Linked DNA regions of Homo sapiens: region 1 is linked to region 2. Evidence: chromatin loops called from intact Hi-C (ENCODE). Cell type or tissue: GM12878. All regions are shown on one strand. Links, peaks and the distances in the headings refer to the core of each region. The heading gives the core; the rest is flanking DNA.

Region 1 (10,930 bases), core at 1,853-9,852, 61 kb before region 2:
TTTTGCCAGCCAAGGTTACATTTGTTTTTTGATTATTGCTGTCTCAGCAAAATTATGAAATACCGGCCGGGCACAGTGGCTCACGCTTGTAATCCCAGCACTTTGGGAGGCCAAGGCGGGTGGATCACCTGAGGTCAAGAGTTTGAGACCAGCCTGGCCAATGTGGTGAAACCCCGTCTCTACTGAAAATACAAAAATTAGCCAGGACTGGTGGCACGCACCTGTAATCCCAGCTACTAGGGAGTCTGAGGCAGGAGAATCGCTTGAACCCAGGAGGCGGAGGTTGCAGTGAGCCGAGATCACGCCATTGCACTCCGGCCTGGGCGAAAAGAGTGAAATTCCATCTCAAAAAAATATATATATATATATATATATATATATATATAATTTATATTTATATGAAATACCTTAAGATCTACAAATTGATAAACAGAAAGTTCCAGGAAGAAGTTTGGAAATATTCTTGAATTGTACTAAAGCACCTACAGTATTTCAAAGTAATTTGCCAGACATGTTTTCTAATGTAGGTTTTATAGTTTCTGGGGTTTTTCTACTTACTGACTGCGTGAGGGGCCCAGGAACTATTAGAGTGTGCATATAACAGTGTGTGTCTCTCTACTTCCCAGGCTCCCTTGCAGCTGAGTTGGCCATATGACTGACAGCAAGCCCTGGAATGCAGCCAGAAGTGATAGAAGCCTCTTTCACACCATGCTCCTAAAATATTCCAAGAAATTTTCCAAACCTACTCTTTTTAGTCTGTGCATCTGGAAGTGAAAGTTTTAGAAAGGGTAAAGTCACTTAATGGAAAGGGCCCAGATCTAGCCCCTCGGAGCCAAGCTGTCCAACTAGAAATTCTGCATTAGTATTTGCGAGTGAGTATTAACCTTTGTCGGGCTAAGCCATAGAGAATTGTTTTAATTGCAGTCAGCCTGATTTTATAGTGACCTTGGATCCAGAATATTACTTAGATATTACTAGTATCTACTTCATAAAGTCTCTGTGAGGATGGAATAAGATAATGAACTCAAATGTAAAGCAACTCCTTCTTTACATGAGTTTGAGTCTGTAGTATAAAAATTGTAAGTTATGTGTTTTATGATATATGCCTCTAAAAATAAATACACATGCAATTATACACACACACACACACACACACAAGCATATATATATGTTTGTAAACTTACACCTCGCTCAGTCCATATATTCCTCCACTGTGAATAGAAATGTATAGAAAGCAAGCGGTCTTTAGGGTGGCTATTTGGTGGTTACCAGACATAGAAAAAGAAGGTAATAAAATATAAATTTTAGGACAGTCTTTCGCTGATTATGCCAGACTCCTACCAGCATCTTTCCACACCAGATCAATGGAACAGAAAATTCAATCATGTAGACTCATAGAATGGCAAGCCCACAGGGTGAATGAACTCAATATAGCTCTTTATATCGAAAGCCGAGAAATAGAGAATTCAGGTTTGTGTCTCAATATGATAGCCTCTGCATGTTACTATAAAGCAAATGTGAGCTTTTCCCAAGATAGAAAACTATTGTGACTGATTTCTGGGACTTTTAGAAGCCCCTCTATATGCAACTGAATTAGATAGCCAAAGAACTCTTCCTAACAGTGGTTATTTCTGCATCAGGTGGTAGAAAATGAGGATCACAATTTTAGAAAAGATCCCAACACTTTCTCACTAGAAGTTACAGAAATCATCAGAATGACTAGCATAGGTAAAAATCAGTTATACCTATAGGTTTTCAGAAGTAAAAATATGTCTTTTGGATTTGCTTTTTTTTTTTTTTTTTGGTTAAATAAATATGTATCCTGGAACTTAAAGTAAAATAAAATTAAAAATTAAAAAAAGAAAGATGGACAAAGTACACTAGGCAGTTAATTAGCACAAATAAAATACACGTTGCCAATAAACAGAAGAAATAGTTAACCAAAAAAATTTTCTAAAATTTAGCTTATCTTGAGGCAATCTGGGGAGCTTGGACATTGGGTATATACAAATACCGGGGCTATTTAGGTAATTGTATCACAGGAACCCAGCATTTTTCACTTTTCTCCAGCTCTGTTAAAAAGGAAGGAAAAATGTGTATACTCAGTACAACATTCACTTAATGCCACCAATTCACTTAATGCATTGTTTACATGTGCAATAGATACTAGTTACAGTGTTGAATATAGAAATGTGTACATGTGAGTTATATAGTTCCTATCCAAAAGTCAGGAGGCCCAAGACCCAGGAAGAGTTGATGTTCTTTGTAACATATGACATCAGATCACAAAAAATACCAGAATAGTTTTGTTATATAATTTTCTTGAGTACTAAAATTTTATAAAATTATTCTATTTTTAAAATATGTTATCTTAACATACTAATATTTTGAAAAATTACTTGGCTGTATTAGATATATTCCTATGCATATAGTTTTGTAGGAATACCATAACAAAATATCAAAAGCTGGGTGGTTTATACAGCAGAAATGTATTTTCTCACAGTCCTGGAGGCTGGAGGGCTGCGACCAGGTAGCAGCAGGGTGGCTTCTTCTGTGGCCTCTCTCCTTGGCCACCTCTTGCAGTGTTGTCACGTGGTTTTTTCCTCTGCACATGTATCCCTGGCATCTCTCTATGTATCCAGATGTCCCTTTTTTGCAAGTACACCAGTTAGATTGGATTTGGGATCCACCCTAATGGCCCCATTTTAACTTAATCATCTTTTTAAAGACTCTCCAAATACAGTCAGTCTGAGGTACTGGAAGTTAGAGCTTTAACATATGAATTTTGAGAGTACACAATTCAACCCCTAACGCTATATCATGAATTAAATAATATAGGAGAATATAATAGAATAATCATGGACTTTAGGGGAAATTATATTAGAAACAGATTCCTGGTTGATCCAGAAGTAGATGCATCCCATGGTGGTTTTTAATCCAATGGGGGTCTTTGCCACTGGCTAAGTCATTTAAGAATATGCTGAGTGTCTTCTTCAGGCCAGATATTGTGGCAGGAGCTGTACAGGTCAGCTACAGTCCCTGTCTTAAAGAAGCTCAGAACCCAGTGAACACCCAGGAAAAGACATGAACAATAAAAATTTAATGTAATAATAAATAAGCACAACCATAGAAGAATAGACAGGGCATTAGAAGAGCAAAGGTAACTATCTCATTCTTCCTGGAAATAAGGAAATTTCCACAGTATAAAGGACACTTGAGTGAAATAAGAAGTTGAGCAAGAAGAAGAAAAACGAAGAAAGAGCATTTCAGAGACAGGAAGCAACCTGGGTGAAGTTTAAAAAGTGGCAAATTCTTCTGTATGCCTAGATGAAGATGTAAGCTAGAGAATAATGATGATTTGGTCAGAAGAAGGAAGGGCCTGGTGTACTCTCTAATGCACTTGGACATATCTAGTGTAACGCTGCCAAATAGAACATTCTGCAATGAGGGAAATCTTCTGCATCTGAGGTGGGTTAGATAAGGTGGTCATAGCTCTCTTAAAGAGGAACAAACCACCCAACAGTGCACAAACCACATCTTGGGCTCATGGTTAGAACATCCTGCCACAAGCTGGTAAAAGAGAAGGGGAGAAAGTCCCCAAATTTTTACAAGCACAGAATCCCATGATCAGTGTCTTTGGGCTGACCTATGCTCATTATAATAGTTAAAAACATTGCTATGTAGAGAATTAAGATGCTAAGGAGGCATGCAATATATGTACTAGGATGGCAGCAATAGTGCATATGTGTCCAGAAGACCACAGACAACATGCATAGCAACAATGCCCATTCCCATCCCTTCATGAAAATCATGTAAGACTCTCATAAAGGGAGTTTCCCCAGCATCAGTCGGTGCTGTCTTACTTTTGAGCAGCCTACTTTGATCAGCTGTCAGAGTGCACTTTTACTTTCCAATAAACTCCTTTATTTTTTTTTATTTTTTACTTTTTTGAGACAGAGTTCTACTCTTTTTGCCCAGGCTGGAGTGCAATGGTGCGATCTCTGCTTAACACAACCTCTGCCTCCTGGGTTCAAGTGATTCTCCTGCCTCAGCCTCCTGAGTAGCTGAGATTACAGGCATGCAAACCACGCCCAGCTAATTTTCATATTTTTAGTAGAGATGGGTTATCTCCATGTTGGTCAGGCTGGTCTCGAACTCCTGGCCTCAGGTGATCCACCCGCCTCGGCCTCCCAAAGTGCTGGGATTACAGGTGTGAGTCACTGCACCTGACTTCCTTTGTCTACTTTTATTTGGACTCACTGTCAAATTCCTTTGTGTGATGAAATCAGGAACCTGAACTGGCCCACCGACAACATGTCTGTGCTGTGCAGTATGGTAGCCACTAGCCACATGCAACTATTGAGAATTTGAAATGTGTCTTGTGCCACAGAGTAACCCAATTTTTTAAAAATTTTATTTAAATTGTTTTAAATTTAAATGTAGACAGCCAACATGACTCATGACTACTGTATTTGACAGTGTAGATTTAGAAAGGGTTTTTTATCTTTTTTCTTCATCTATACTGTCCACATGCATAATACACTCCAATCAGATACATTTTTCATTACATGTGAGATGTGTAGCACGATGTTTAAGTGGAAATTTGGCTATGAATATATGGCAACAAGTATTAGAAACCAAAATGAGTTGCAAAATAGATCACCAAGTCAGGGTTCTTCAGAAAAACAGAACCAATAGGATGTGTGTGTGGATAGAGACAGAGCCAGCAAGCTGGAGTTGCAGGAGAGCTGAAGGTGGAGCGCCTGTCCAAGAGCCGGCAGGCTCATCATCCAAGAAGAACTAATGTTTCAGTTTGAGTCTAAAGGCAAGAAAAAGCTGATGTCCCAGTTTCAAAGGAAGCAAGGCAGGAGGAATTCTGTCTTACACAGGGGAGGGTTGGTGTTTTTGTTCTATTCAGACCTTCCACTGACTGGATGAACCCATCCACATTAGGGAGGGCAGTCTGCTTTCCTCCGCCTATTGTTTTTAGTGCTGATTTCATTCCAGAACACCTGCACGGAAACACCTAGAATGTTTGACCAAATATCTGGGCACCTGTAGCCCAGACAAGTTAACTCATAAAATTAACCATCACACCAAGTGAAAGTAAAAAGAGTACTTATTAGAAACTTAAACCTCTCATGCATGTGAAGAACATAAGAGTTTAGACAGCAGTTGTGGAGAGAATTAGTGGGGACCATAGAGAGAGCTACTCATGGGTTAATCTGCTGTGAGAAACACCAGCTCCAAGGGAAAGGATCTGTTCACCTCTCACCTCAACCCTAATGAGAGAGCTTCAACCGAGAGCTTGGTAGGTGTCCTTGCTATTGGAGTGACACAGTGGATTGAAGTCTGATTCCCACAGGGAAAATTCAAAAAGCAGAGTGGGGCTGGCCAGCTGTTCCAAGCAGGAGGAAGGAAGGGGAGGCAGCATATTTCAGTTGCCTGACTCCCAACTTTGGTTGACACAAAGCATGCAAGAGTGTTTGCTGTAACTAGATTTGGGCTACATGTGAACTCCTTTATTACAGGGTCACCCATAGGGGCAAACAGGCCTCAGCATGACAATGCTTAAAATACAGCATTCCTAGAGTCAGAGAAAAGTATATCACCTGCATCAAGGGAAATGTAGATGAGTGCTCTACATCTACATGTACTCTTTAGAAGTCCCAGTGTTGAGACTTCTAAAGAGAACCACAATTTCAGCAACCAAGAAGAAGAAGGCTTTTAACTTCAGCCATGTCCTGAGAGTATGAAATCAACTTTTGAATATACCAGTCAAGTAGGATATTTCCAGCCCACATATCACTTCCTCCACTACATTTAAAACAATTAGAAACCACACTTTTCAACTTGAGAGAAGAGCTTGTCCAAAATGAAAAGTCTGACCACATCCACTTCCCCAACTGCAAGCTTTCCACCAGTCGGCCTTAGTTAGGAAAAGAAGAATAGCTGTAATCTGAGTGCAGTTGGACATTTTACCTGTAATATGAAACTAGACAAATCCAAGAGATGTCTAAGAGGCATAACTGAAGGCTTTTGATGAACATATTTTATGTAGGTAGTGAGGAAGACAGGGTTTTGAATATTATGCTTGGGTTTCTCCTTGTGTAATTCTCCCCAGCTATATATATTTGATGATCCTATGACTTTGTATTACCTAAGATTAATTACAAAGGTCAGTGGTATGGTGGAGTTTTCACCAAGAGCAGAGTAAAAACTAGCTCCAAAGAACAAAGCATTAAGGGACCATGGAGAGAAAAAAAAATCACTCTGTATCTAATAGTTGTGCTTATTTGTGTACCAGATACTTACACAATGGTATTCAAATGGTTGATCAATGAGGGGGAAGGGGTATGATCCCTAAAGCAACATCTTAGAAACTTGGGCTAGGTGAGTGAAAATTTACATTTCAGTAGCTCAAAATGCCTTTTTAGAAAGATTGTGATTCTCTCAAGATGAGAATCTCTCCTATGAAGGATGGGCAGCCGTTACGTGATTATTAAAGGAAAATGACATAAACAGCCTTGTGTTTTAGAAAGCCCACCCTGATACTTATGTGGGAAATAGAGATGGGCTAACTTCAGACTTTAAACAGAAACACCTGCTGGGAGATAAATGCAATTGTTCTGGTGAAAGTTGACGAGAACCTGAGCTAAGAAGATAAGATAAGAAATGCAACAAAGGGAAGAATTTCCGGAGATATTTAAGAGGCAAAATTAACAGATCTTGATAACAAAATCAGATGTAGGTGATGGGAAAGAGAGGCTTTGAGGATGATGTTCAGGTTTCTGACTTGGGTAATTCTTTCTAGCTATATTATAGTAGAAACTCCAGAGGCATGAGCTGTGGCTTGGATCAAGGTGGTCCTTATACTTATCAAGTTAGAGCCAGTCCTGACTTTACGAGGTGGGCGCTCTGCTATATCACATCACTGTATCATATTACCTTCCTGTGATAAGCAGAATAAGGGTCCCACAAAGATGTCTATGTTCTAATCCTGGAAACTAAATATGTTAGGGTACCTAGCAAAGGGAATTAAGGTTGCATGTGAAATTAGGTTGCTAACCAGCTAACCTTAAAATAGGTGTTGCATCCTGGATTTATCCAGGTGGGCCCAATGTAATAAAAAGGCCCTCAAACTTGAAAGAGGGAGGCCGAAGAGTCAGTCTTATGGTGATACAATGTGAGACTTGAACAGCCTTTGCTGAATTTGAAAATGGAAGGGAGCCAGAAATGGAAGAACATAGGCAGGCTTCAAAGCTGGAAAAAAAAAAATCACATTTTTCCCTAGAACCTCCAGAAAAGAATATAGTCAAGCCAATACCTTGATTTTGCCCCAGTGAGACCCACTGCAGACTTCTGACCTCCAGAACCGTAAGATGATAAATCTGTGTTGTTTGAGTCCACTGAGTTTGTGGGAATTTGGTACAGCTGCCCTGAGAAACAAATGCACTTATCATTTATCCTTTCTCAGCAAATCCCTACTCTCAGATTCATCCACATTTCTAATTTGTTTACGTCTAACTAATGCTTTATTTATAGTTTTCTTGACTTGTTATTTGCAACTTATTTAAACAGTATTATAAGCTAGTCATTGTGTGCCTACTGCTGTGTAACTATCACTGGAGTAAGTTAAAATACCAGGTGTATTCCCTATGAAGAGTTAGGCCCATCAAATTATCTCAGTGCAAACATGAACAATAAGAACACCTTGTGTTGCAGTCCCTTTTTTTCTGCTTATCTGATCGCCGTACAACTAAAACATTTCCCAAGTAATAAATAATTTAGTTATAAAATTTGGGCAGCTTTCTGTCATAAGATATAATATTTATTTTGCTGCTGAATTAATTAATGTTTGGGAAATGCCGTGTAAATGTTAGCTCTTATCCTCTTCTTATTTATAGTAAGTACATAACCTGAAACTTTAGTCCATGCAACAGAAAATGCTGTGGACTGTAAGTGATAATGATGGATTATTTGTCCTTATGATTTTATCTGTAACCTGCATATAAAATTCAGAACTTGAAATGATGAAGATAATATCTCTCCATCCTAGCTTGGCCCAACACTCATGAAATGCAGATGTGAATGATTTTTGACTGGCAGACTTCAAAATGAATATGCAGCCACTACAACTTTATGTAACTTTAAAATTCTGGAAGAGGAATGCAAGACTCTGTCCAAATTGTGTGTTTGGGGCAATGAGAATATTATATGTACAGTCCAAAATATATTTCCAAATACAGGTAAACAAAGGCTATTTTGATTCTGTTTTAAGGTCGCAAATAGTCTGTCATGGAGTTTAGATTGTGAGTCTCCCTGCTAGAAGATGGGTCGCAATTGGAAGAGCGCTTTATATTCCCTGCGCCACTGCCAAATGATCCTAGAGGTTAACAGAAAACAGCAATGGGGCTTCCAAAGACAAGGACTGAATCATATACTTGGTAAGACTAGGAATGATGAGAACATTGTATTCTTCAAACAAAGTAACAGCTAGACAGACAGGCAAAAGAACGAAGAATCTGGCCTCCAAGTAATCCTTAATTATAACCCTGCAACCTAAAAGGACAAGAATATAAAGTGGGTCAAGAAGAAATACATGAATTATATAAGTAAAGAAAACTGAAACACATCTCCAGGCACAAAGCAAGCTAGCTGTAATTTACTACTATAAAATTCAAGAATTTTGTACCCTAGCTTATGCCATTAATCCATAAAGATACCAAAGCCTTCAATATAAAATGATACTAGAAGCTGTAATTTAATTAAGGCTGAGGTACTGTAGTTATTAATTACATGTGAAATAGTAAATATTTAAAATATTTGAAAATTGCTCATATTTCTTAAAATTGAGTAATATGCTATAAATCTCAAAAGGCAGGGTAATTGCAGTCTCCGTGGCAAGTCTGTTTGTACAGCAAAACCTGTATAGCATCTCTGGAGAACTAAGGTATAATCTGCAGCTGTGTAATTGAAGAAGATCTGACACATGGAACTATACAAGTTATTTTCAACTAGCAGAGCTTAGGATATTTTTCTTTCAGAATAAAAGTGCAGAATTCTGGATTATAATTCTATTTCTACCACACTAAAATAGCTCACAAGTGCTTATTCTGTGTTAGAAGCAGGCCTTGAAATGGATAGTCCAAATGTGTGGAATTTCACCACTTTTTGACAATGTAATTTTTGATTAATTTTCCAACACCATAAGCAAAATGCACCTGAACCCATATACACAGTGAATCCTGGGTGGGAATATTGATTTAAATGTGTGTTTGCAATAAGTAAACATCCTGAAACACATCATCTTCCTGTTCACATTAACTGCCTCTATCAAATATTGAAACCAAAGTATTTTGTTATTCAAAAGAATGTTGTTTTATGCCTATGTATGGAGGGTTGTTCCAATCATCTTACAGACTCTAGTGCAATATGAGATACTTGTAAACTTCCATAGCCTATGCTGTATGGAAGCTTTGTAGTTTCTTCTCCACTTCCTTAATCTGAGAGTAGTTGGTTTGTCCCTGAGTTTTCCTGGGTGAATTGACTTTCCACCAAGTGTCATCAAGAGAGTTTGATTTCTGGTTCTTGCCTTAATGAATAAGAGTTGCAATTCCAAGTAGTTAACTGTGGACCACACCCAGGTATACCTCTGAAGTAGCCTTAGCGTAAGTTCAGTTAGTAGATACAACCCAGATCCTCTCTACCTCACGACAATCTAGCTAAAGGAAAGGCCACAGGGCTACCAAGGGCTCCTAAGAAGTTTCCAGCTTTTCATTGGCCATTTGAAAAACATCATATCATTTGTGGGACTTGGAACAATGAGGACTCTGTTCTTCATGAATGGACCTTGAGATTGTTTTACAGGTAAAAGGAGGGAACTCAGCTCATTACAAAGACTTCATTCAAGGGCAGGATGTGGCTGGAAGAGCAGCCTCTCTAAGAACATGGCTTGAAAGGAAATCTGTGAGGAAGTAAGAGAAAATGACTCACAAGCCAGCCACATGCACATCAATGCACGTTAGCAGGATGGCAGATGTCACAGGGAGGTAGAGTGCCCTTGGTGCCTTTTGGATCCCAATATTTTAATTTTTACCCCTTATTGTTATATAGTAATATCCCTAACCCTGCATGTGGCACAATTGCTTTAATAAAAACAGTTATAATGAGTGGATAAAGAAAATGTGGTATATATACACCATGGAACACTACTCAGCCATTAAAAGGAACAACATAATGTCTTTTGCAGCAACTTGGATGGAGCTGGAGACCATTATTCTAAATGAAGTAACACGGGAGTGGAAAACCAAAAATCATATGTTCTCACTCATAAGTGGGAGCTAAGCTATGAGTACACAAAGACATACAGAGTGATATAATGGACTTTAGAGACACAGAAGGAGGAAGGTGGGAGGGGGGCTAGGGATAAAAACACTACACGTTAAGTACAATGTATACTACTCAGGTGATGGGAACACTAAAATCTCAGAATTCACCACTATATAATTCATCCATGTTACAAAAAACCACATGTACCCCAAAAGCTATTGAAATAAAAAATAATAAAGACACTTTTACGAAGATACTAGAATTAGTTCATACAAAACTAGCATGGGAGCTTCTTTGGTAGATGATGAACTCTGTGAGGGAGGGACATATTCACTTTTGCATGCCCAGAATCTAGCATGATATTTGGCAGACAGTGGGTGCCAGAGAAGTGTTTATTAATTTGGATTTTTTAATGTCCCTTAATTGTTTAATGTCTGTCTTCCTTAGCATAGGTATTTCCTAGTCTCTACAAACTGTGAATAATGAGGTATAAAGCACATACTTATGGTAACATCATACACAGTGTCACAAGATTGATCCTAACATAGCTTCACTTTTATGTACCTTTTATTTCACTTATTACATAGATGTGAGTGAA
Region 2 (10,930 bases), core at 952-8,951:
AGGTTCTATTTTTTTCTAAGTCAGAAAAAGTATTAGAAGGGTTATTAGCAGTAAATAAAGCATAAAGGTAGGGTCATACCATGGAACAGTCATTGTGTTAGTAACAAAAGAAATGGACTCATGCAAGCTTACCACTAGCCACTTGATCTCTCTGACTTGACCTTTCTGAGATGCCGGACAATAGCTGGTCTATTCACCCACTAGACCAGGTGGTTGTGAAGTTCAACTCACATCATGTATGTAATGGTGCTTCACAATTTGTAATATACTTAGAAAAAGGTTAGGAGTTATTGTGTAAATGTGAGGTGTTATGATTTTGTTAAGGTAAGGTGAAAGCTGCTATTCTTATTCTTCTATTCCCACTTTAATTCTTTATGAAAGACAATGACTTAAAAAAGTCAATTCATGGTAATAAAATCTCCACTAATCAATGTAGCAATATTTTCAACTTATTTCTTAAGTTCTCTCTTCCATCCTGTAACCCAGTTATGTCACATAACCCTATGCTTTTAGATATAGAAAGAACATTTGTCATTTTATAGTCCCAAGTCATAATATTATAGACAAGGAGACAGAGGTGCAGATATAAAATGAAATTACTGAAAAGGACCTTGCCATAAACATAAGAAGTCAGTAGGCAGTGAAGACTGAGGATTCCTTCTCAGTGTTTTGGCTACCACTGTGGCTGATGATAGTTTTAGGAGACAGTACTGGAGTCACTGATGGCCAATAGGTATCTGCAAAAGCACAAATATCATTTCTATGAAAGTTAAAAATAACAATCATATTTGGTCACCTGTTTTATTTTGTTTGAAAAGTGTCCATGCTGATTGAACAAACACATTCAGGCATGGCACGTCTGTGCTGTGTAGTGTTGCATAGCTTTCATCACCCTAAGGCTGTTCTTTGAGAGAGACCGACTTCATGCTGAACTCAGCATGAGGACAACAGGGCAGGACACCAATTAGTGGAGGCATTTGCACCAACTTGACGGAACCACTGTGCAGGGAAGTTCACGGGAACCAAAGCAATAGCAGAAGCATGTCCTTTGGCAGTAAATAATTAAACTGGAAGTAAAAAATTTATCCTTCATAGATGGGAGTTTGATTTATATTCAAGAAAATCTTCAGCCTTCAGAAAATCTAAGCAGTTACCAATCCCACGTGATCTTGATGAAGCCATGAGAAATTGCACTGTTCTCCTGTACTGCACTTTCTATATAATCTAAATTCACTTTTTTGACCTTCAGCAGAATAGGCATGGAAGCAGAGGTCATGACTCTGTGTTAGCGTAGTATCAAATAGATGCTGTCAGGACCCCAAATCCCTACTCCCTGAAAATAAACACCACTTGCTTGTCTGGCCAGCTAACGCCATATTTTTGTAGTTCACAAGTTTCATTTAACTATAATTTTTAAGTATTATATTTGCTAAGTTTTTACAACATGAATTGTTTTTAGAGAAAAAAAGAGTGAGATAAGTAGCCATGTATTGGCTGTGTTTTTTCTAGTACGTGTTTTGCTTTTAATAGTAATTTCCAGATCTAATTCCCTCTTGGCCTATTTCCATTCAGAGTGCCCAGCTAGAAAATACTAAGAAAAGATCACAAATCAAATGTCTTATGATAATATCCTCAGAAATTTTAAACAGCTCTAAGAGATTTGGCCTCAGACCCAAACATTTACATGATCGCTCAATTTTAATGAGGTCAAACAAGCTGCTTGGCATCTGGCCAGTGCTCAAGGTCTTGGCCTGAGTGGGGAGGGCCATCTTGTTCTTACAGAGAACGTTAAGACATAGTGACAGGTGATAATGTAATGCATGAGGATGCTGCCCTTGGCCATTTCATCTTTTCACCCCTCTGGATTCCCAGAGGCAACGTTTTGGCCAGATGTAAACACTTTTACCAGTAGCTAAGGATCTGAAGAAGAACCACATTTTGCAGAGAAGCATTTTAAAGGATTTAAATAACCCCCTAACATTTGTCACAATGGGTTCATCAACCTGAGAAAACAAGAAAGAAAACAGACCTCTGGAAGTGCTAAGCAGAGTGATGGAGGCTACTAAGGAGCCAAATTAATACAGCTGTATTTTCATCTTGATTTTAAACAGCCAACTCTTGAGTATTAAAGTCACATCAAAGATATATGTTCCTTTATAACTCCTCCATCTTAAATATTATCTTTGAAAAAATTAAGTTATTCTTGAGTAGACTGTTTTTTCTTCAAGTAACAGCAATGTATTTAAGTCTACTTAAATCTTATTTAAATAATTTACTAATTCTATAGGGTTGTTCATTAGAAACCAAGATTGAATTTAAAAAAAATTTAAGGAGAGCAATCTCAGATGTAACTCACTTGGCAAACAATTGCTTATGTTTTTCATTCTAATTATCAATATGAAATTTTCATCTTAATATCTTGCTTAGTACAGAGCCTGCCATGATACCAGTGAGGGGCCTTGTCACCAAATGTGGGAAGGAGCAAAGCACCTATAAACAATCTTAACACTCACTTTTACAATAAAGCATTGAGATTAATACATATATATGGTGTATTAGTCTGCTCTCACACTGCCATAAAGATACTACTTGACTCTGTAATTTATAAGGAAAAGAGGTTTAATTGACTCACAGTTCTGCATGGCTGGGGAAGCCTCAGGAAACTTACAATCATGGCAGAAGGTGAAGGGGAAGCAAGAACCTTCTTCACAAGGTGGCAGGAGAGAGAGAGAGAGAGAGAGAGAGAGAGAGAGAGAGAGAGCACACAAGGGAAACTGCTAGACATCTATCAAACAACAGATCTCATGAGAACTCCCTGACTAGCATGAGAACAGTATAGGGGAAACTGCTGCCATGATCCAACCACCTCCCACCAGGTCGCTCCCTCAACATCCAGGTTTTACAATTCGAGATGAGATTTGGGTGGGGACACAGAACCAAACCATATCATACAAGAACCCAAAGGTAAAAACAGTAAAATCATTCTCTACTAATATTATGTTACCTTAGAATCCACAAAATCCCACTTTTTCATACATTTAAAGGGTTATGAAGAAAGAGTTTTAAATCACAGAAATGAATATTAAAACTTGTTTCAGTTGACTTGTAAATAACAGTAAACTACTTTATTATGGAGGTTGTGAATGTTCTCTAACAGAATTTCAGGCCAGGCATGGTGGCTCACACCTATAATCTCAGCACTTTGGGAGGCTGAGGTGGGCAGATCACTTGAGGCCAGGAGTTCAAGACCAGCCTGGCCAACATGGTGAAATTTCATCTCTACTAAAAATACAAAAACCAGCTGGGCATGGTGGCACGTGCCTGTAATCCCAGCTACTTGGGAGCCTGAGGCAGGAGAATCGCTTGAACCTGACAGGTGGAGGCTGCAGTGAGCCGAGATCGCATCACTGCACTCCAGCCTGGGCAACAGAGCAAGACCCTGTCACAAAAAATAAAAATAAAAAAGAATTTGAGAAAGTACTCATTATAAAATGATGTTGAAAATATAAAGCAAACAAAGTGAAAAACTCAATGGCTCTCCTAATTCCTAAGAAGAGAATTACCATATGGATAAGCAGTCAAGTGGGAAAAGATGACTATTTTCTGAGACCAGAGAGAAGCTCTCTAAGTCCCTCTTGTGTTAAGTCTGTCCTACTGTTGAGAATGTGTTTATGGGGTAGAAATTATTTCCCCATCTCTAATATTCTTTTACCATGCACTCAACAACCTAAGGATATGGTCTTAGGTTGTAGAGATCTTTGAAAGTTACTTTTCTGTGTCACTACAAGCATGCAGGCCGAAGACCAGGGTTGTTCTATACTAGGAGCACCCTCCATCAGAACTTTCTGAAATGTTAGAAATGCGCCATAACTGTACTGTCCAATATGTCAGCCATTACCCTCATGTAATCAAATGTAGCTACCATGACTGAAGAACCAAATTTTTTATTTTATTTTTATTTTATTTTAGCTATTTTAAACTTAAAAAGCTACATGGGTCTAGTGGCTCCGTCATTGGATAGAACAGCTGCAAAAGCAAACATAAAGCTTGTGGGCTGATAATCAACTAGATCTACTAAAAACATGTGTCAGTCTGCACCATAAAGAATAAACTATTCCTCTTTGAAGCATCTATGTTAGTTCTATCACCGCCATTGTTTCGGTTCTTTAATATCATCTGCTGTGGATCTCTAAAAACTGGGAAATTGAAAGCCAGGGTAGAAAATCTTATCAATTAAATCAGCACATTCCAGGTGACAGAAAATATTGGGAACTTGTTCACTTATCCACAGATCACAGGTGTGAAACTTACGTCATGTAGTGCATTGTGCGGCCCTCTTCATACATGTGGCAAACTACCCCATCAGCAACTATGAATAACAAGAGTTTTTATTTGGCTTAAAGAAAGAAATATAAACTTGACTTAATGAGAGTACTCTGACCAATGGAGGAGTTCTTTTAAGAATCAACTGTTTTTACCTCCCAGATAGACAGTCCAAGAAGAAACAGACTTAGTTACATAAAGGAAAATAAAGATCAGATGCAAAGAGTTTCTTTCCAACTTCAATATTAGGCAATGAAATGGGTTCCCAAAGGGTGACTTCAGAATCTCTAACACAGGACATTGTCATACAAGCCATCTGGTTTAGCTTACTGGTGTCATCCACTACATGCTATTTCTAGAATTGGGTATTTTATTTTAGCTGAATATGTTTGGTTGAGTATCTTACATAAAGGTCTTGCTATATTTTTTTCCAGACTTTGGACTCCCACATAGTCTAGTGTGTATGCATAATTATTTCCTTAAAAGTATAAGTTCAGAGTTAAGGTTAATAAGACCTCATATATGTTGGTACTAAGGTTGTTATTTAGTTGTAAAGTGTAGCAATGTGATTGGCACTGTATTGAGGTGCAAAAGATACAGTTCTTAACCTAAGGGCATAATCCAAAATCTAGCCAAGTGAAAGATAAAGATATGATTATAATTTTATTATTCAACACTTCTATTTGTAGAAAAACTCTAGGAAAAAAAGTTTTTAGAAGCATTATTGAGCAGTATGAAATAATATGGATTTCAACTTTTAAAAATTAGGGGTAAGAGAAAAGAAATAAGAAGGAAACAAGTTGACATATTGGGCAAGAATTTAGAGAGAGTAATAAGCTTGGTATGTGTTTATTAGCAGTAGACAATAAGTTTGGAGGATTAATTATTAACTGTAATGCAGAGAATAAAATCCTGCTATGGGCTGTATTTATTAAGCGCAGTTTTGACAAGCAATAATTATGTAAGCACAACATTCCCTTTCATAATTAGTTGGGTTTTTTTTAAGCTTTCACCATTCACAATTTGCCCCCAAAATGTTAACCATAATACAATACCACAGATGCAAAACATTCAGGGGGTCTTCGTGCACATTTTCAGCCTTCTGCAAACACACTCTGCCCTCAGGAATCAGTGAATCTTTGAGACAAGCTCTCCCCTATACCATTGCCCACCTGCACCCCAGGCCACAAACAAAATGGAAGATACAAAACGAGGTGATGCAGGATGGTAAGAAAGAGAGCTTTGGGTAGTGACCAAAGAGAAAGTAGATCTGAGAGACTGCAGGTGATGAAAGAATTAAAAATCCGAGACAAAGAAAGAGCTAGGAGGGTCAAAACTTCAGGAGCCCTGCTTTCCTGTCTCCAGTCCTTGATCTGGCTGAAACTGTGCAGAAGTGAAAGCAAGGGCCTGTGACAGGTGACTCTCTCACAGTTCTTTCTGCAAGAGACCATCTGACTCCTGCCACCAGTGTGACAAAGACCACATGGAGGTCTGGGCTGAAAATCAGATCACCAGCCTCTAGCAGGTAAGGCTGCTACTATTAGATTTGCCCTAAGACTGCTGGATATATTTTATGACAGGTACCATTGGGTAACTCATTGGTTAGGAATGTGGGTTCTGGAGTCAGACTGCCTGAGTTTAAGCTTCAACCCACTGCCTGGCTGTGTGACCTTAGGTAAGTTAATTACACTGCCCAGGCCTCAGTTCCCCTAACTATGAATAGGACACAGTGACACTGACCTTGTGAGTACTAAAGGAAATTGTGTTCAGGAAAATGTTAGAGTAGTGGCTAGTTTGCTATAAACACTCAACAAATATTATATTACTCATTGTTATTTGTAACTTTCTGACTCTCTTGGAATAGTTTAACTGTATTTTCCATAACAAACAAAATTACTGATATTTAATGGCTGCTGAACTGACAGACATGATGGTTTTAGTGGTTGGTAAATCTCATTAAACAGGTTTCTAATAGCCAACTGGTATTTAATGAGCATATTGATGGTCTTACTGTCTTTAAATTAAACCCTATTTCAACCATTTAATTTCTGTTTATAACATACTTCCATCCTTTTAAAAGAAGCATATAAAGCTTCTCTTGAAAAGAAAAATGTCCATTCACTTTTTTCTTCCCTGTTTTATTGACTGCCTAAATTCTTAGTAGCATTTGGGCAGACACTTCGTGCTGTTCAAGCCTATTGAGTCATGTGCTGTTGTGAAATTATTGTCTACCTAACCACAAATGCAATATGCTGGTATAACTTCCTCTTTTAAACAGTTTTTGATTGTCAGACAATCCTAAACATATTCTCTTTTCACTTGACAATGCAATTTTATCTATATGCCCTTCTTTCTTATTTTCCTTTTTGTCTTTGCCCCTTGCAGATGACTTCAATTCCATCATTACTATTCCTGTCTACTTGCAATATCAATATTATTTATCATTGTGTTGATGTGTGCTTTCTTCTATCCCATACATCCTATCAGTATAAACTCTTTCATTATATTGATTAACCAACTCAGTTTATGGCAGTGTTTCTTTATCTGTCATCAATTGATTATCACACATTCATCAGGCACTGGATAGAATTCATAGGATATGCCACAAAGTGAGAAGGGGGATCATTTGCTTCAGAGAAGACACATTTACTGATCATACTGCAAAGAGCAAGCTGACCCCTGCTTGAGATCTTACAGAGAACTACAGAAAATTCACAAAAGCCCCCACAAAAGAGTCTGCTGTGACCATCTGTCAAGTTGTCAGCTGTAAACAACTGCCAAAATGCTAGATCACCTCACAAGGAGCTGTGAAGTAACATCTTTGCTGCCTTTCTTACTTCTTCCTTCCTGGCACCAATCCTTGAAGAGCCAGAAAACTCTGCCGGTGAATTGGAGAAGGAGTAGAAGTAGTATTAGACTAGGTAATAAATCTCTTCCACCCCTACTTCAACTTCTGGCTTCCCACTCACAGCAGACTCAAGCTGCCAGAAAGGAAAAAAACTTCAACTTTAACACAAGATCAAAGTTTTTACAAACACATGCTTCTGACAGTTAAATTACTAAACTGGGGCAGTTTTCTGTGACCTGAAGTAACAAGAAAACTGTATTACTCAACAGTGACCAGAAACATCATGGAATCTGCCTAACTTTTCACAAAGAAATGAAAAGGCTAAACTTACAAACTACATTTAAAAGGATAGAGGGAGAGAACATTTAAGCTACTTCTTGACTATATTCCACAAGTCATCTCTGTTCAATATATCAGCTGTTTCTTGGAAGAGAAAATGGTGATATCAGGGTACACGATGGCTTCCTCAAGAAGAAGCTGTCATGCCCAGGCCAAACTCAATGACAGCCCTTGAATTCATGGAAATTATCCCAGGCAGAACACACATCCTTGTCATCACTGTCAAGGATTACTGATTACACTATCGCATTTCATCTGCACCTACGGACATAAGAAAGCATCAAACTACAAGTCTTTTCATGTCCCCAAGCTGCTAAAAAGGAATCATCTAAAATGCCTCTTCCTGGCCTCCCAGGAAGGTGTTGTAGAGATTCTCATGAAGAATTATTATTATCTCTTTTAAATAATAGCTCGGCATTAACAGAAAATTTTCTCTGTATTATTGCCATCACTTAAAGACAGAACTTATGACACCACAAATGACCCAGAGAAAAGGTAGTTCTAAATCAATGCAAAATAACAAAAGGATAAAAAGCATATCCCCAGAGACACACCAGGAGATGCACACTGTGTTGCATTTATTAAAATGCAGGTGTAAGCATAAGGCATAAAATGACAATATTAAACCAAGAGTTTAAATTATGTAGAATATTTTATAAGATTATAGCTTTAATTTCCTTTGGGGAAACTAAGGTGGAAAATAGTAGTTTCGTGAGACTGTTCACTGTTGATTTGAAAGCCATCTGGCTAATCCGTAGCATTTATTTTTTTAATGAATAAATGAAAATCAAAAGAAGGATGCAATATTATTCAAGAAAAAGATTTGTGCTTTGAAAGTTTTAAAATAATATTGCAACTCCAAAATTACATGTAAATCCCTCAAAATAGACCAAGTAGGCACGTTCTCCCAATCTAATGTCTATTTAACTCCATTGAAACAGGTGATCTATTTCTTAATATTGCCTATGTATGGGCAAGAAATGTGGGTATTTGCTCTGTTTTGTTTTAAATAGAAACTTCTAATTGTATTTTCTTTCTCTGGGAATCACACCTCCAAAGTGGTACACTGTAGGAAATAGGACAATCCTAGGGGCCATGGGCCTTCGTGAGAGGTATAAGTCTTGCTCCATCCCATTTCAGATGTGCAAGATGTTTACTCTGACACGGCCTATGTATCTTTAAGAAGCTCAAATAATACTAATTCAATGCCATTCCTAAGTTATCAAGAGGATCCAACAAGTCAGTGAGCATACAACTGTAAAGACAAAGTAATCTAAAATGGAGATTATTTTATTCTTTTTGTTATAGTGTTTCAATGAGGAATTATATTTCAGTAAAGAACAAGGAAAGTAATAGAAAAAAGAAAGAAAGTATAATGCTATAAATAAGGACCACATATTTCTCCATGCCCTGTTTACCCTAATATGTAAATATAGAGGGCTACAAAGAACAAATAACAATTCAAAGAAATAAAGGGGCCATTTAATATTGAATCACAAAGGCCTCTGACAAACCCCAAATCCACCCTCCTGAAGCAAATCACCACTTTCCAAGACATGGGATAACCTATTGAGTTTCTCTAGCTCTTCAAAGTTCTTTCTTCTTTTGCCTTGTTGTGACCACTTCTCCAAAAGAGGGACTGAAAGCTTACTATCAAGTAACTTTGAATGTCCACATTTTATTCTCCCTCTTCCTTGTGACTTGCTCGACTAAAGGGAGATTTTGTTTCCTCCATTCCAATTCTGCATCAAAATAAAACTGCTGTGTTTCATCACTTCCATGTTTGAAGCATTTGCCTTGATCATTTGGGTAAGCGTAAATTTTTCACCTGCAATTTGATCATTCTTATTTCCTTAGCAGTAATTTTACAGTTTTGGAAGTCCTATCAGAAAACTAAAATTGTTCTGAAAAAAATTGCCTTAACTTTATCTTCCAAATTTTAAAAACAATAGGGGCACATCGTGGAATATGTTAAAAAGTGTAATTTTTAAAAAGCAGAAAAATAATTTTGGGGTTTTTTTGTTGCTGGTTTATTCTTGTTCTTTAAAATAGTCAAATTTGTATTGCATATACATTTGTTATCCTACTTTTTACTTACTATCATGTCATTCACATTTTCATGTCAAAAATTATTTGTAACAAAGTTTAATGCTAGTTATAGTTGATTATTCAGATATAATGCCTAATTTTACAATAGTGAAATTTCAATTGCTTTGTATTGGTTTATAATAAATGCTAGCTAGTTTGCTATGGAAGCTTGGATCTACTCATAATTTGTTTTTTTAAGCATCAGAAATAGTTTTGAATTCAAGCAAATGTCTTTGTAGCACTAATTGAGATATTCAACAATTTTTCTCTGTTACCTGTTAAAACATGAGTTGTTACCTTCATTTTCCTCCTTTTCTTTTTTATTTTAAAGTGCTGCAGTTGGGAAATGTGGTCAGAAACATGTCTTACCTTTTAGAATGATCTGAGATTGTCTTTGGGAGTATCTTGTTTATAAATATGCACTTTCAGTGGTATTTTGAAGCTTTGACAATGGAGAAAGAAGCTTGAGGTTATTTTTCTTAAACTTATAAGGTCACTTGCAAGTCTCTCTGTTTTCACTTTCATTGTTTATCTACAGAATAAAAGGTATAACTATGACCAAGAAGTGAATCGGTTCAATGTGGAAAGCCAGATGGCATGCCACTGTTTTCTCCTTCGTTTCCTAAGGAACACTTTTAAGAAACCGTGGACAGTGACCAACCATCCCCATTTGTACCGGACTGAAGAGTTCCCTAGGATATAGGACTTTAGGTGCTAACACTAGGAGGGTTCCAGGCAAACTAGGATGTTTGGTCACCCCTGAACAATTTTCCAGAGTGAAGTTTATTCAACATCAAACTCTCAGTACTTAAATCCAACTAAGTGAACCAGTTCCTGCTGAAGAGATTCACATTTACAATCCCCTTTCTGTGACAGGGAGTCTTCACAACTGAATCAATTGAATAATCAGAATAATGATGGACATTGAACTTACTCATCTTAGTGATGATGTTCTAAAAACATGTGTGAAGGGTGCATGTACCAGTTATAATATGCCATAACTAGGTGACCTGGCCACCAGTCCTTCTCATTCTCTGTCCCCTCCACTGCCCCTGGCTTCTTGCCCACACTGCTCCAGTCACTCTGGCTTCCTGCAGCTCAAGTGTTTCTGCTTGCAGTTCCCCCTGCCTCTGTCCTTACTCTTCTGCCAAATATCATGTAGTTTGCTCCTTCATTCAAGTCTTGGCACAAATCTCACCTTATCAGGGAGGACCTCCCTGACAACCCATTATAAAATAACACCTTTACTCTCTATCCCTTTACCTTTTATTTTATTTATTTACTTATTTATTTATTTATTTATTTATTTTGAGATGGAGTATTGCTGTGTCG

Evidence for each region. A loop is a pair of places that touch in the nucleus more often than their neighbours do. Peaks named below come from ENCODE experiments on the same cell type or tissue, not always from the same donor. Only the 100,000 strongest peaks of a DNase experiment are listed, where the experiment ranks them.
Region 1: a loop joins it to region 2, with 7 times the contacts of the local background. A loop is called at or near these places in 3 of 110 quality-filtered maps.

What each region holds. Positions count from the first base shown.
Region 1 is chr4:138,338,386-138,349,315 of GRCh38, forward strand. The region is part of intron 1 of LINC00499 (long intergenic non-protein coding RNA 499); the gene reads left to right. Among named protein-coding and RNA genes, the nearest start is that of LINC00498, 31 kb to the left of the region's middle. In GM12878, for the core only: no CTCF peak of the experiment used is centred there; DNase peaks (open chromatin) are centred at 3,566 and 5,808; H3K27ac peaks cover 1,491 bases.
Region 2 is chr4:138,399,811-138,410,740 of GRCh38, forward strand. All of the region lies in intron 2 of LINC00499 (long intergenic non-protein coding RNA 499), which reads left to right. Among named protein-coding and RNA genes, the nearest start is that of LINC00498, 93 kb to the left of the region's middle. RefSeq lists an enhancer at 5,810-5,869. In GM12878, for the core only: no CTCF peak of the experiment used is centred there; DNase peaks (open chromatin) are centred at 5,811 and 6,581; H3K27ac peaks cover 1,328 bases.